Linked DNA regions of Homo sapiens: region 2 is linked to region 1. A link is a contact called in ENCODE Hi-C or POLR2A ChIA-PET data. All regions are on one chromosome and are shown on one strand. Each heading gives the region's core, a stretch centred on a gene start or an enhancer-like site at or near the end of the contact. The rest is flanking DNA. Distances are from core to core; before and after follow the strand shown. Region 1 overlaps RNF144B (ring finger protein 144B). Region 2 overlaps LOC105374955 (a long non-coding RNA gene).

The links. A loop is a pair of places that touch in the nucleus more often than their neighbours do. ChIA-PET counts read pairs that join two places held with the same protein, here RNA polymerase II (POLR2A). Pooled maps may share reads with other maps.
Region 2: a loop to region 1 is called in a map of posterior vena cava, with 2.3 times the contacts of the local background. The contact joins two enhancer-like sites. A Hi-C loop is called at or near these places in 5 of 168 maps with a recorded cell type or tissue (CD4-positive, alpha-beta memory T cell, PC-9, esophagus muscularis mucosa and 2 more), 1 of 37 single-sample maps with no recorded cell type and 2 of 50 pooled maps. POLR2A ChIA-PET finds 5 or more read pairs at or near these places in 1 of 52 experiments (activated CD4-positive, alpha-beta T cell).

What each region holds. Positions count from the first base shown.
Region 1 is chr6:18,453,945-18,460,371 of GRCh38, forward strand. It overlaps RNF144B (ring finger protein 144B), which reads left to right. Exons shown (of 8, transcript NM_182757.4): 5 at 3,211-3,415; 6 at 5,663-5,807. Among named protein-coding and RNA genes, the nearest start is that of MIR548A1HG, 66 kb to the right of the region's middle. Within about 2 kb of position 3,472, at least 4 of the 41 ENCODE cell types and tissues checked have a DNase peak (open chromatin) inside an H3K27ac peak, as active enhancers do.
Region 2 is chr6:18,498,838-18,505,838 of GRCh38, forward strand. LOC105374955 (a long non-coding RNA gene) reads left to right here. Exons shown (of 4, transcript XR_926549.3): 2 at 1,828-1,969. Among named protein-coding and RNA genes, the nearest start is that of MIR548A1HG, 20 kb to the right of the region's middle. Within about 2 kb of position 5,319, at least 17 of the 41 ENCODE cell types and tissues checked have a DNase peak (open chromatin) inside an H3K27ac peak, as active enhancers do.

The sequences.
Region 1 (6,427 bases), core at 2,222-4,721:
TACCTCACTCACAAGTCCAGAGGTAGGCTGTCATGGGTTTTGGTTAATTTATTAGGTTGGTAAAATTGCTGTTTTTGCCATGTTTTTAATGAAAACACAAATTATTTTTTACCAACCTAATAGCATCTCTGAATCATTTAGCTTTCCCTCATAGCTGCAAGATTGTTTTGATGATCCAAGCATCATAACCTCACACAGTTGGGTTCAAAGGCAGAAAAACAGAAAGGCCTTTCTTTCCTATGTATCAAGGTGGAGATCCAGTCCCAGAAGCCCCTTAGTGGACCTGCCTTTGCCTCTCATTGGCTAGAATCATGTCACATGTCCAAGACTTAGTTTCATGGAATTGTGGGAAAGAATATCTCTAGAATATTCAGATTTTATAGTGATAGGTCTTCATAAGGAAGGTTCAAGGGGGTTGGGAGAGATGTTGAATAGACGCTCTACAGAGTTGGCTAGAGTAGTCAATTTCCTTTTTGGATAGAGTCAAAATCTGTCTCTTAGTTACTCCACTAATGCTCTTAGTTAAGCTCTGTAAGCCATTCCTAAGGAATAAGGACTTCTAATGAAGGAAATGTGTAGAAAGCTGTAAAGTTTTCCTCCTTTTTCTTTTTCTACACTCCTTTGCATGGACCTTTATGTGCTGTCATAATAGTGAAAAATACGGAAGTTCAGTGTTTTCTCTGGCTCAAACTCTTTCCTTGCTTTCAACGGACTGTGCCATAGCTGCACTGCGCCATAGCTGCACTGCTTACTAAGGTCCTTTCTTTATAGTAATTCATCAAAACCTATAATTTCTCCTTTATTTATTTGTCTGTGCTTCCCTTTTGTCACCCCAGATACCTGAAATAATAAGCTGGTAGAAACAAGTCGGAACTTCTACCAAGTAGTTTTAATTGATTAGAGCTATGAGAACAAATTGCATCCTTGTATCTTTTTAAGGTGATCACTAGGGATGCTATAAATTTTAACAGTAATATGTGTTTTAAGTTTCCTTTTCCCTTATTTTTCCTTCTTTTTCATCAAACTTTTAAAAGATCTCTGATTTAGAAGGGAAGCGAAGTAGATATTTGATATGGGAGTCTTTCACTCTAAGTTACATACTAACCTTCATTTCTTTGGGCTTAGTATTTGTGAAGCGGTTGTAATAGATTGGAAGAAAATATTAAATGGTGTAGAAATAAAAGACCAAGGCCTTGGATCCTATGTGTGCCACTGTTTCCTTGACTTCTTAAGGTTTTAGTGATCTTGGAGGGTCCATCTCTGTTGGGGTCTGAGCATCTGTGAATTATAGAATTTCCTCCTTGTGATTGCATTTGTGTGAAGGGTTCACTGTTCTTTGACCCCCACCCTCCAGAATTCCTAGATAAGACCATATATTTAAGGATGCAATTTTTGAATGAAAACTTATAACAAGATAGATCCAATTATTTCATTTCTAGGCGAGACATTAGTGGAGACAGTATTTTATTGGAACATTTCAGACTTTCTCCTTGATATTGAATGTGTAAAATTATTAACTGTAAAAACTAAATTCCTACTTAATACCTTTATTTTCTTTTTGCACCATCCTTTGGATTTGTTTGCCTCCTGTGTGTACATTTCTAGGAATCATGAGCCCTAGGACGTTTAAAACTAGAATGTTGTCAATTCAAATTTTGCAAAATACCTGAGTTCAGAGAAAAAAGGGGTACTCTACCCCTCAAATAACATCATTTTTTACATGGTATGTTCCCTTAAAGGTCATAGTATATGGAAAGAACATGGGGTCTGCTACTGAATAAAAAAGAGATACCAAGCAAGATTTGCAAACACTTAAATAGATGGCTGTCAGTTCTCCAACTCTATCTTCTTTCCTGTATGTCATATGGAACTAGCCAATGTGTTATGACTAGCTATTATAATGGTCTGTGAAAGTCTCTCTGCCTTTTGTTTCTAGAACATGTGGGGGTTTTTTTTGTTTGTTTTTTGTTTTTGTTTTTTTTGTTTTGTTTTTTTTGAGACGGAGTCTTGCTCTGTTGCCCAGGCTGGAGTGCAGTGGTGCGATCTCAGCTCACTGCAACCTCTGCCTCCCGGGTTCACGCCATTCTCCTGCCTCAGCCTGCCAAGTAGCTGGGACTACAGGCACCCGCCACCATGCCCGGCTAATTTTTTGTATTTTTAGTAGAGATGGTGTTTCACCCTGTTAGCCAGGATGGTCTTGATCTCCTAACCTTGTGATCCGCCTACCTCAGCCTCCCAAAGTGCTGGGATTACAGGCGTGAGCCACAGTGCCCGGCCCACATGTGGGTCTTTCACACATTGTCCCTAAGTTGCACATTGGTAGGGAGCAGAATATCCAAACTGACAGGTAATCCAACTTCTTGGCTAAGCCACACCAGATACTGTTTAATCCCTAAACTATTTGATTATTTTCTTCCTTGTTCTTTAATTTCCTGGGAATGTGGAAGAAACCTCACTATCTGTTTCTCAGTGCCTGAAAGGACAAAGTCTTTTTGGAAAAATATCTTATTAAAAATTTGCTTTTTATGTCCAATTCTCTTCCAAGATAGTGCCCAAATAATTGTAGAAGGGATTTGAGATTTTTGCCTATTTTACGTGCTCAAAGGTGGGAAATATTCTAAAAGTCTTGTGAATTTTGTTTACAGAGAACACTTTTTATCTGTTCATAAAGGCAATGGTAAGCTATTCTGTTAGTACCTACTTTGAGAAATGTGGCAGGGCTTAGCGACCTTGTAAATGATAGGTTTGGATCCATTATGAAGACTAATAGTAGAAATCCTCACCCTTGTTGTATTATACTTCCATAAATGTCAGTTTAAAAAAGAGGGTAAATGGGGCAGGTGTGGTGGCTCATGCCTGTAAAATCCCAGCACTTTGGGAGGCCAAGGTAGGCAGATCACCTGGGGTCAGGAATTCGAGATCAGCCTGGCCAACAAGGTGAAACCTGTCTCTACTAAAAATACAAAAATGAGCCAGGCGTGATGGTGCGCACCTGTAGTCCCAGCTACTCGGGAGGCTGAGGCAGAAGAATCGGTTGAACCCAGGAGGGGAGGTTGCAGTGAGCTGAAATCATGCCACTGTACTCCAGCCTGGGCGACAGAGTGAGACTCTGGTTCCAAATAAATTAAATAAATAAGAGGGCAAATGAAGGTGAGAAAGACTCAAACATGAATCGGGCAGACCATCACATTTTCTTTCTTTACACTTTAGAAGTTCATCTGGACCCCTACCGAACATGGTGTCCTGTTGCAGACTGTCAGACAGTGTGCCCTGTTGCCTCGAGTGACCCAGGACAGCCTGTGCTGGTGGAATGCCCTTCTTGCCACCTGAAATTCTGCTCGTGTTGCAAGGATGCTTGGCATGCAGAGGTCTCCTGTAGAGACAGTCAGCCTATTGTCCTGCCAACAGAGCACCGGTAAGAAAGGAAACTTTGTCTTTGGGATTATTCACTAGTTTTCTTAGAAATTCAACATACCTTACGTGTAGAAGGAGTTACGTTGTGATGGCGTTTAGAGATTGGTTATTTTCCTGCAGAACTTCCCTGAGAAGTGTCTCAGAATTGGTAAGTTGCCAACAAAAAAGCATTTCTAGTTGTTTGCCCCAGAGGAATCTTCCAGATATTGCTGGAATTAAAGTTTGTATGAGTTTTGCTTTCTCTTTAGGTAGTGAGGCACCGTGGTCTACTGGTTCTCAGTAGGAAATCATGACTTGTTCCCGCTCTTTGCTCAGATACAGTATCTGCCTGTATTGGTATATATCATTCTTGTTGCTTGCAAAATGAGAAAAGAAATTTTCTTACCTGACTAAATTGCCAGCTCATGATGTGTGACAGTCATATTAGAAAGAACACAACAATAGAAACAACGGTCCTAAATTCTTTCAGCACGTAGAAAGGAGGGTTCTCTCATGATATTTTATGCTCTGTAAAGGTTGAGATTTTATCGTGATAGGAAGCAATTAAATCTGTACCTTTTTAGTACAGCGGGTTTTTTTTTGTTTTGTTTTGTTTTTGAGACAGAGTCTTGCTCTGTTGCCTAGACTGGAGTTCAGTGGCACGATCTCGGCTCACTGCAACCACTGCCTCCTGGGTTCAAGCGATTCTCCTGCCTCAGCCTCCCGATTAGCTGGGATTGCAGGCACTTGCCACCACGCCTGGCTAATTTTTCTATTTTTAGTAGAGATGGGGTTTCACCATATTGGCCAGGCTGGTCTTGAAATCCTGACCTCAAGTGATCCACCCGCCTAGGCCTCCCAAAGTGCTAGGATTACAGACATAAGCCACCACACTTGGGCGATACAGAGGGTTTTTATGGCAACAGCAGTGCCCAGAGTGAGAGACCTCTGTGTTTCATTCCTGCTTTGCTTGAGGCTATCGTTGTTCTGCATCAGCAAGAACAAAATACGAGTGTTGTAATCCCATTGGCTTAATCACACAGTGCACCCAGAATGTGTAGAACCAGGCTTCATGAATAGTAATGCTACTTGGCTACGATGCTGTGCTTGAATCTCAGAACAAACAAATGGAGAGGAATAGAGAAGCTAATACACATGGCAGGCATGTGCCCTCTTAGCCGGATTCAAACCACTGTTGCCTACATTTTCGTGGCCATAGCAGGAAGCTCCGTGGGTATCACAGGGCAACGTAAAGAACTCAGAGGATAGGAGGATTTGCATTCTGACATTGTCACTCGGTATCTGTGTGTCTCATAGAAGCCACTCAGCCTCTGTGAGTCTGTTTCCCTATCTGAAAATAAGGGAATTAAGATACAAGTTGAGCATCCCTTATCCAAAATACTTGGGATAAGAAGTGTTTCAGATCTCAGTGTTTTCAGATTTTGAAATATTTTCATGATATGTTTATTGGTTAAGCATCCTTACTCTGAATACCAGGAGTCAGAAAGGCTTCAATGAGCATTTCCTTTGTCATGTTGGCACTCAAAAAGTTTCAGATTTTGGAGCATTTTGGATTTCAAATTGTGGACTAGGGATGCTCAACCTGTAATAACTGTCTTATGACAATATGAGGTTATTGTTCATACGAAGTCTGATAATAGATTTGACAACACTCTGTGAGTTGGATATCTCTGTGTGCTGGGTGGTGGTTTTGATGGGCAGTAGCTAAAGTGTTACATGGTGCTATCGCTCACTCCAATTCCTGTTGCTTATTTTCTGTGCCCCTTGGGGCTGTGAGCCTGTATTGGTCTATTCGTCTGTTTGGAGAAGGTCTTTTGAAAGTATTTGACATTATTTTAAAGTGTTTATATTTGAGAACCCCTTCTCCATTTGTCTAATGAACAGACCATTAGATAGATTATATACGCCCAGTTTGGACCCTGACCTAGTTTCTCTGCTGTGTAGCCAACTCCTTGCCATTCTTATTTAGGCAATGCATGCTTAGGGAATGAAATATTAATTTGACAAAATAGTGAGTTAAATCAGTGGTGGAAACTGTAATTATATAATTCACTGAAAGCCAAAATAAATAAAGATTCCTTCTTGTATGAGTTATCTGTACATCTAATAATGTTTTTGCCCACACCCTTTCTTTTGGAAGTGAATTAAGCATGGATAACTGTGAGTTCATTATCTAACCATCAGGAGCCCTGGGAATTCAACTGATGACCATCAGCTGAATGCCATTTCTCATCCATTTTGTTTCTAGAGCCCTCTTTGGGACAGATGCAGAAGCCCCCATTAAGCAGTGCCCAGTTTGCCGGGTTTATATCGAACGCAATGAAGGCTGCGCTCAGATGATGTGCAAAAACTGCAAGCATACATTTTGCTGGTACTGCCTCCAGAACTTGGATGTAAGTTCCACCTAGGTTTGTTGTATGGTGTTTCCTATACTGTATCTGCACCACAGCTGATATCCTACAGATTTTCCTTTAAAATATTGGGGCAATTTTTGTCCTGCAAAAGGAATTTATTTTTCTTAATGAGACTTACTAAGCCTGATACTTTAGATATCTAAAAACATCTTTTTGATGACCTTACATATGCCACCCTGGTGTTAAAGGCAAGCTTTTGTTTTCAGGGCATTTCTTGCTATTTGCACATTGTCTCTATTATGTAAAGGACTATTAGTGTCTTCATTTTATATTGCTGTTGTAACGAATTAGCACATACTTAGTGGCTTAAAATACCACAAACTTATTATCCCACAGTTCTTCACTTTGGAAGTCTGACATAGGTCTTGCTGGATTAAAATCAAGGTGTCAGCCGGGCTGCATTTCTTTCTGGAGGCTTTAGGGGAGAATCTGTTTTCTTGCCTTGGAGGCTGTCCGCTTTCCTTGGCTTGTGGCCTCTTCCTCCATCTTCAAAGCCAGCAACATCAGATCTCTCACTCCCTTCTTTCTTAGTCGTTGCTCCCTCTGACCACAGCTGGGAAAGGTTCTCTGCCTGAAGGACCAATGTGATGAGATTGGGC
Region 2 (7,001 bases), core at 4,069-6,568, 47 kb after region 1:
CACACACACACACACACACACACACAGACACACATACACACACACACACACGCTTTTTTATAAATTTTAATTTTTTTGTTTTTGAGAGACAGGGTCTCGCTCTGTCACCCAAGCTGGAGTGCTGTGGCGTGATCACAGTGTTTGCCACCATGCCTGGCTAATTTTTAAATTTTTTGTAGAGATGGCATCTCACTGTCTCACTATGTTGCCCAGGCTGATCTTGAGCTCCTGGGCTCAAGCGATCCTCCTGCCTCAGCCTCCCAAACTTCTGGGATTACAGGTATGAGCCACCACACCTGGCCAGGAATGTGAGTTTTCTTGGGTCATAGCTTGGTAGAAAGGTGGTGAGGACCCCTGAGACTATGAGAGGGAGGATAGCAGGAAATACCTCTTGGATATTGAAACAAAGAAAACTGTTGATGACAAAAACAAACAAACAAAAAACAAAAAAAACCCCAGAATCCTCTAGGGCAGAAACTTTGAGAACAACACTGCCTAATACTCAATGGTAAGTTTTGTTTAGGAGCTGTACTCTTCTATTAAACCTAAGGTTTTAGTAAAAGTTTGTTCCATGAGGTAGTAGTGATAGTGTTACTTTGAGTGCTGAGAAGGAGGAGGGAAGGTGGTGGCCAAAGGTGTGGGAATGGGATTAGAAATCAGAGCAGTATCCACAGGAAGCAAAGTGAGAAGTAAGACTGAGAAATCAGCAACAGCAGGAATTTGGAGTGGTATGAACCAGGGGAACATGTCTCCTGGATGCCTGGAAAAATTAGGGAGGGTATTGGATGGAAGATGGCAGATAACTGTGAAAAGGGTGCCCTTAGGTAGACTTGGGGACATTTGGTTTATCTAACTGGGACATCCACACACACAATTGTGTGCAAAATGATCTGGCATCATGCAGTACATTGGATGAGGCTGTGCACTCCTGAACCATCTAAGTCCATGGTTGCACATTAAAATGTCATGTTGAGCTTTAGAAAATACTTTGCCCTGTCCCTTCCCAGAGAGTCTGCTCTAATTGATCAGAAGTGAATCCTAGACACTGAAGTTTTAAAAAAGATCTCAGGTGATTCCTAGTGTGCAGGTAGATTTGAGAAAAATCGACCAAATTGTAATTTTAAGGTGAGTTGCATCCAAGTGATTTTTACTCATTTCTAAGTTTATTTCAATTATAGAGACTGAAGGGTAATCTGGAAGGTATTGTCAGCAAAAGTAATTCCCAAGATAGGTTTATAAAACATCAAAAGTTTATACTCCAAACTATACAACATTTTAAAGCAATATGTGTCAGGGACATGAAGATATGAATAAAGCATTCAACCTAGAGTTTCATTTTGATTCAGACCAGCACTGTAATGAAAGTTTAATTTCCTTATCTGTCAAATAGAGCTAATCATGGTATCTGCCCAACCTCACAATTTTGGAACTAAACAATAAAGTAATAGATGCAAACCTATTTGATAGATTTAGAAAGTTTTATTTCTAATACTGTGGGGTATTGTTGTTTTTGTTTTTATGTAGTCCCAGTCATGAAAGATTGTATATGTGTGTATATATATGTACCTATACATATTTAAAGGTATATATGTATTTTAAAAATACCTAATTATATAAATATAACATATTTATAAATGTGTGTTATATATCAGGTATTTATATGTATACTGATAGGTACATTTATATACACAGAAATATATAAAATATATGTCTACATATACACATGTGTATGTATATGTATACAAGGTAGCCACTGGGCCTTTGGAAGCAAGGCCTTTGGAGCCTAAAGAGTGCTATGCCATGCACAGAGAAACCACTCAATCACAGGTGCTGATAATTCCCAGGACTACCACCAGCCTCGCCTTTGTGCTGACAAGACTTCCTGATACGTCCTCAAGGATGATCAAATGAACTTCATGACTTGTTTCTGTTTCTGCCCTTGGACGACTTCTGCGGAAATCATCTCTAGGTAAGGGATTGTTATAATTTAGGATCTTTGAGATGAAGGGCACCGCTTCATTGATTAGGGGGACACAAGATGGAAATAAAGATTTTATTACTTACAGGTACTGGAGGTTACACGTCATGCCCAGAGGGCACACACTGAAGGCAGGGAGCACACGAAGACAGAGAGAGAGAGAGGAATCCACGCACTAATGACTTTACTGGGTCCAGGGTGTTATCCAGGCAGGTCTCCAGTGGGAGTTTTACATGGTGGGTTTAGCGAGCAGGCATGAGTTCAGGAGGTCATGCTGCGATGAGCGGTGGTCGCTGTGACACATCTGCACAGTCTATGTGGGCTGTGGGAGTCAGCAGGGCCTGCCCAGCAGGCTATATCTAGCTGTCACTGGGCAGGGGGTCACCAGGAGGAAGTTGTATAAGGCAGATATCTAGATGGACCACACTGGGGGACTGGGTTTGGGAGTATAGAACTAGAAACTGCACCAAGAGTACCTAAGCCCTGCTTCTGGTATGAGAAAGTTAAATTTATATTCAAAATGCATGTTGAGGCAACATAGAATAAGAATTCACTTCAGGGATATAACCTGGAGGTTAGCATGGGGAATGGGATGCCCTGGAGAACCACGGCCACTTTCCCAGCTCTCAGACAAAAGCATTCACATGGATGTTATAGAGTTTCTTAGAAGGGCCACTGGCAGGAACGGCCCTCCCTGCGCCCCCGCGAAGCCCCCCTGGTGCCCCATGAGGAATGGCCCTTCTCAGTAGCTCTTTTCAATTCCTCTCCATCCCAGGTTACCTCTACGGCATTGAAATTCTCAGTGACAGAGAAGTTCTGGGCTCTTCATCCCTGTTTTGGGGCAGGGAATCTCTCTTTTGGCCTTGGGCTGTCCCTAGTAAGGAAGGAGCTCTAACAAGGCTTTTGTGTGTGTGTCAGAAGACGGCCCGCCCGGCAGGAGCACAGCAGCTCTGTTGTGGGCCCAAGAGGAAGCTCTGTAAGAACAGTCTAAGGGGAGGAACAGGGGTTGGTGGACGTGCTGCTAAGTCACATTAGGGGATTCCAGTAAACACAGGAAAAGAATGTGGTGGTTCCCCTTCTTGCACAACAGCCTAGAATGCACTTTCCATACAGTGCATCCTCAGGAAGGATTAAGAAATAAGGAATTAAGGACATGGTTTTAGGCCCTCATTTCTTTGCTTCTTAGAGCTCTTCTTTCCTCCCTTATCTTGGGGTTTTTCAAGGTATTCAAAGTCCAAGGTTGAAGCTGGGATTTAGGAAGGTCACTCTGGGTTTTGTTCAGCTCAAGGTACACCTTGTCTTAGGTATTCAAGGGAGTTCAAGAGAGGGCAGTGGCAATGGGCTGAGAGAACATCTACCTTCATCCTCATTCCCCTGTTGCCAGCAGCGAGATGACCAATGCTGGCTGTAGATATGGTTACCTTTGGTCCCCATGGAAGGTCTGCAGGCCTGGAGGTGCAGGTGTGGGACATCAGGGCACCCCCCTGGCACTACCATTTTGTTCTTCAGGGCTCCTTTTCCACAGCTTCTGGAAAGCTCTTAGTGTTAGAAGGGAATGGTCTTTGGACCACTGAGAGACAGAGGTCTGCATTGAAGTCTGAATCCTGCTTCTGGTTAGCCCTGGGACCTCAGGCCATTTCCGACATGTCATCCCCTCCCATTCCCCTGTTTACCTGTTGAATGGAAACACTCTGTCAATTATAAAGTATTACACAGAGTTAAAATATTATTGTTAAGATTTGGTGATTACATGGAGGTTAGCTTGATTTCTATTGAGCACATGTATATGTGGTGGGAGAAGAACTTCAACAGGGAGTTAAAGGTCAGAAAATGTAGTATATGTGCTGTGGAAGCGAGCACAAGTTCAGAAAATTTAAAAAGGCGGCTGCTGGCCAGGCGCGGTGACTCACGCCTGTAATCCTAGCACTTTGGGAGGCTGAGGCGGGTGGATCACATGAGGTCAGGAGTTTGAAACCAGCCTGGTCAACATGGTGAAACCCCGTCTCTACTAAAAATACAAAAATTAGCTGGGCATGGTGGCGGGCGCCTGTAATCCCACCTACTTGGGAAGCTGAGGCAGGAGAATCACTTGAACCCAGGAGGCAGAGGTTGCAATGAGCTGAGATTGTGCCACTGCACTCCAGCCTGGGCGACAGAGTAAGACTCTGTCTGAAAAAACAAAGATGCGGCTGCTGACAGGCATAGAGGGAAAAAAGAGCAGAGTGGATACTTTTCACAGAGTGTGATCAGTTATATAGACCAGAGGGAAGAAATTGGGGGACAGAAAGGGGGAAAAGCTATCTGGGCCTTAAGTTAAAATCTATGAGAGATGACTTTTTTAGTGGGAGGAGCTGGTGACTTAAAAACTCTCTCTGCCTACAGGGGCTCCCATTTGACTGTTAGAGACTTTTTCCTTTGGATGAAACATGGTTCTTTCACCACAATTCTCATTTAAAATATAGATATTTCTTGAAGGGGTAACATGTTAAGCTATCTGTTCCTTTTCCTGTTCATTTTCCTACTGACAGGGGCAGCCTGGGTAAAAGTGATGACACAGAATTATCTGGAAAGGGAAAATTGAAATCAGGATGTGGAACAGAGGACTTTAGAGACTCTTCTTCATCACTTTGCTTAGGTTTTAGTTTCACTGGGATTTGCTGAGAGGACAGGGAATGAGTGTCCCAGGGTGTCTGCCTGAGACTGGAATTGAGGAAGGGGTGAAATGTTAACCAGAGAGCTGGGAGGGCAAATCCCTGGTATCCAGAAGCTGAATAGCACTTCTGTTCCCTCACTGTATGCTATTGAGTGTGTTGGCCCAGCATGGTGGAAACACCGCATTCCCAGGCTGAGCACCTCATGCTTCTGCAGAGAAAATGCTTTTCCGCCTCAGCTTGTGTCACGCCAGATGCACTCTGATCTCAGAGGGAAATGTGTGCTACTGGTAATTAATAAATAACCTATCACAGTTTACAAAAACCTTTCAAATCCAGCACGGCATTTGGTTCTCATGTGTTCCTCTCAGGGTGCTAGATGAAATTCTGACTCTAATTCCTCTAGTAGATGAGGAAATGAGAACACGGAGTTTCTTAAGATTACTCACTTGGAAAGTCATGGAGTTACCCGGAAGCAATATGGCTCGCCCTTGCACCAAATCTCACTGTTGACAATGACGATGGTGGGTGCTTCTCTTACTAGAATATCAGTTTATTTCTCCAGCTCTTCTCTGAGGAAAATAATACCCCTGAGGACAAATTTGAGGCACTGTTATGTGAAATGCTGACTCCCTGAGAAGGAAGGGAACGTTGGAAGCCGAGAATGCTTGTGCAGTTCCTCTCATGCTGCAGTTTTCTGGTGCCATCTGCTGCTCTGTTCAAGTAATGGCAGACGAATGGCTCTTGGTTGAAGGAAGGCAATGGTTGTAGTGAAGTGCGTCTTTAGGGTAACAGAATTGAGTTTTTATCAAACTGGGGTGTGTGTAGGTCATTGTACTCATTTCAGTGGTTTATGAGGACTTTTTAAAAGTTGTCTTTTCCCAAAACACTAGGATTGCAAGGAAAGATCTGATGTGCAACTTATGGTATGCTATGCTATTAATTATATCAATGAATAGTTGCATGTTAAGAGAGATAGAGAGAAAGAACAATAATTCATTCCAAAGGAGGGAGCCCTCCAGTAGACTCTGAGCTATTTGAGGGTAAGAACCAACTTAGTTATCTTCGTACCACTAACCTACCAAGTGCCTGCCACCAGTTGTGGGCACCAGTGAAATATATGCTCATTCTGTCACTGATGGTACAATTTTGGGTACAGTGGCATATGCATGAGACTACGTACATCCGCCCTGGCCAGCAGTCTTCTCAGAACATGAGTGAGTTAGGGAATTCTTCTCTTATTTCCACAGAGGCAGGTAGCCTGAGCATGGGGGATATACACCTTTAAGAGACAAATACCAATCCAGTTCTTTACAAAGGACAGGGCTGGATTTTGTTTTTAGAGGCCAGTTAAGGAATGTGAAAAGATGACAGCATTTAATCCATAAAATGAAGAGAATGTGACATAATCCATTTGTAGGCCCCATTCTTAATATCCACAATTAGTATTAGAGACAGGGACTCTAGCCGAGGGATGGGGCAGGAATAGGTCCTAAGTTTAGGAAAGTTTCCAATGGGGCAGAGATTCCCAAGATATATCTCTTGCCTCTAATGAGAAGATACAGAAGGGAGACTTGGAAACAGTTTGTTCTTTGGACATCTTGCTCCTGCTAACCACCTGTGTAAGGCATCGCCAGGCGTCCCTAGCCCTAGATTTCACCCAGCTACTTCTTGTGGGCTGTGGGGAGGGTATGGAGCAGCATCTGCTAATGTGGAATCTAACATTCACGTAGAATGGCTTGAGGCCTTTCTGTTAGGAAGTGGGAGTATCTCCGAGGAGGCAGAGTCTACAAGCCTAAAATGAGAGTGAAGATATTTCCCCTTCATTTTATTTTTACACTTAATTCAGCAAACAGCTATGTGCATGAACAGGTGTGTGAGTTAAAATATGCCTTTACATGTGACTATTTAAAGGAAACTTAATTCTTTTGAAAAGCAAAGAATCTTTTTGCAAAGTAAATAATCATGACACAATTCAATTGATAATCTATGAGTTAGCTAGGATGTATTCATTAAAAGGTCTTTGTTGTTACCCACATTTTATATGTTTAAGGGAATATAGAAGGACATTTAGTCTTAGACCAATAAATGGATTAGCTGGTAAGTATTGAGGCAAAAATACATGTTCTTATTTATAAAATTATAAGATTATCTATACAAAATTATATAATATTAACATTATAAATATACATTATAAATTGGTTTCCAGATCAACTCTCCAAAATCAATTAAATCTATGATACAGATGAAATCATAACATTTGTAACTAAAACAAGTAAGAAGAATGCTGATAGAATGTTCAAAATTATAAAGGAGATAAAAATATTGAGTAGAAATATGTGTTTAGTTCTCGTTAAGATGTTTGAGTAAAT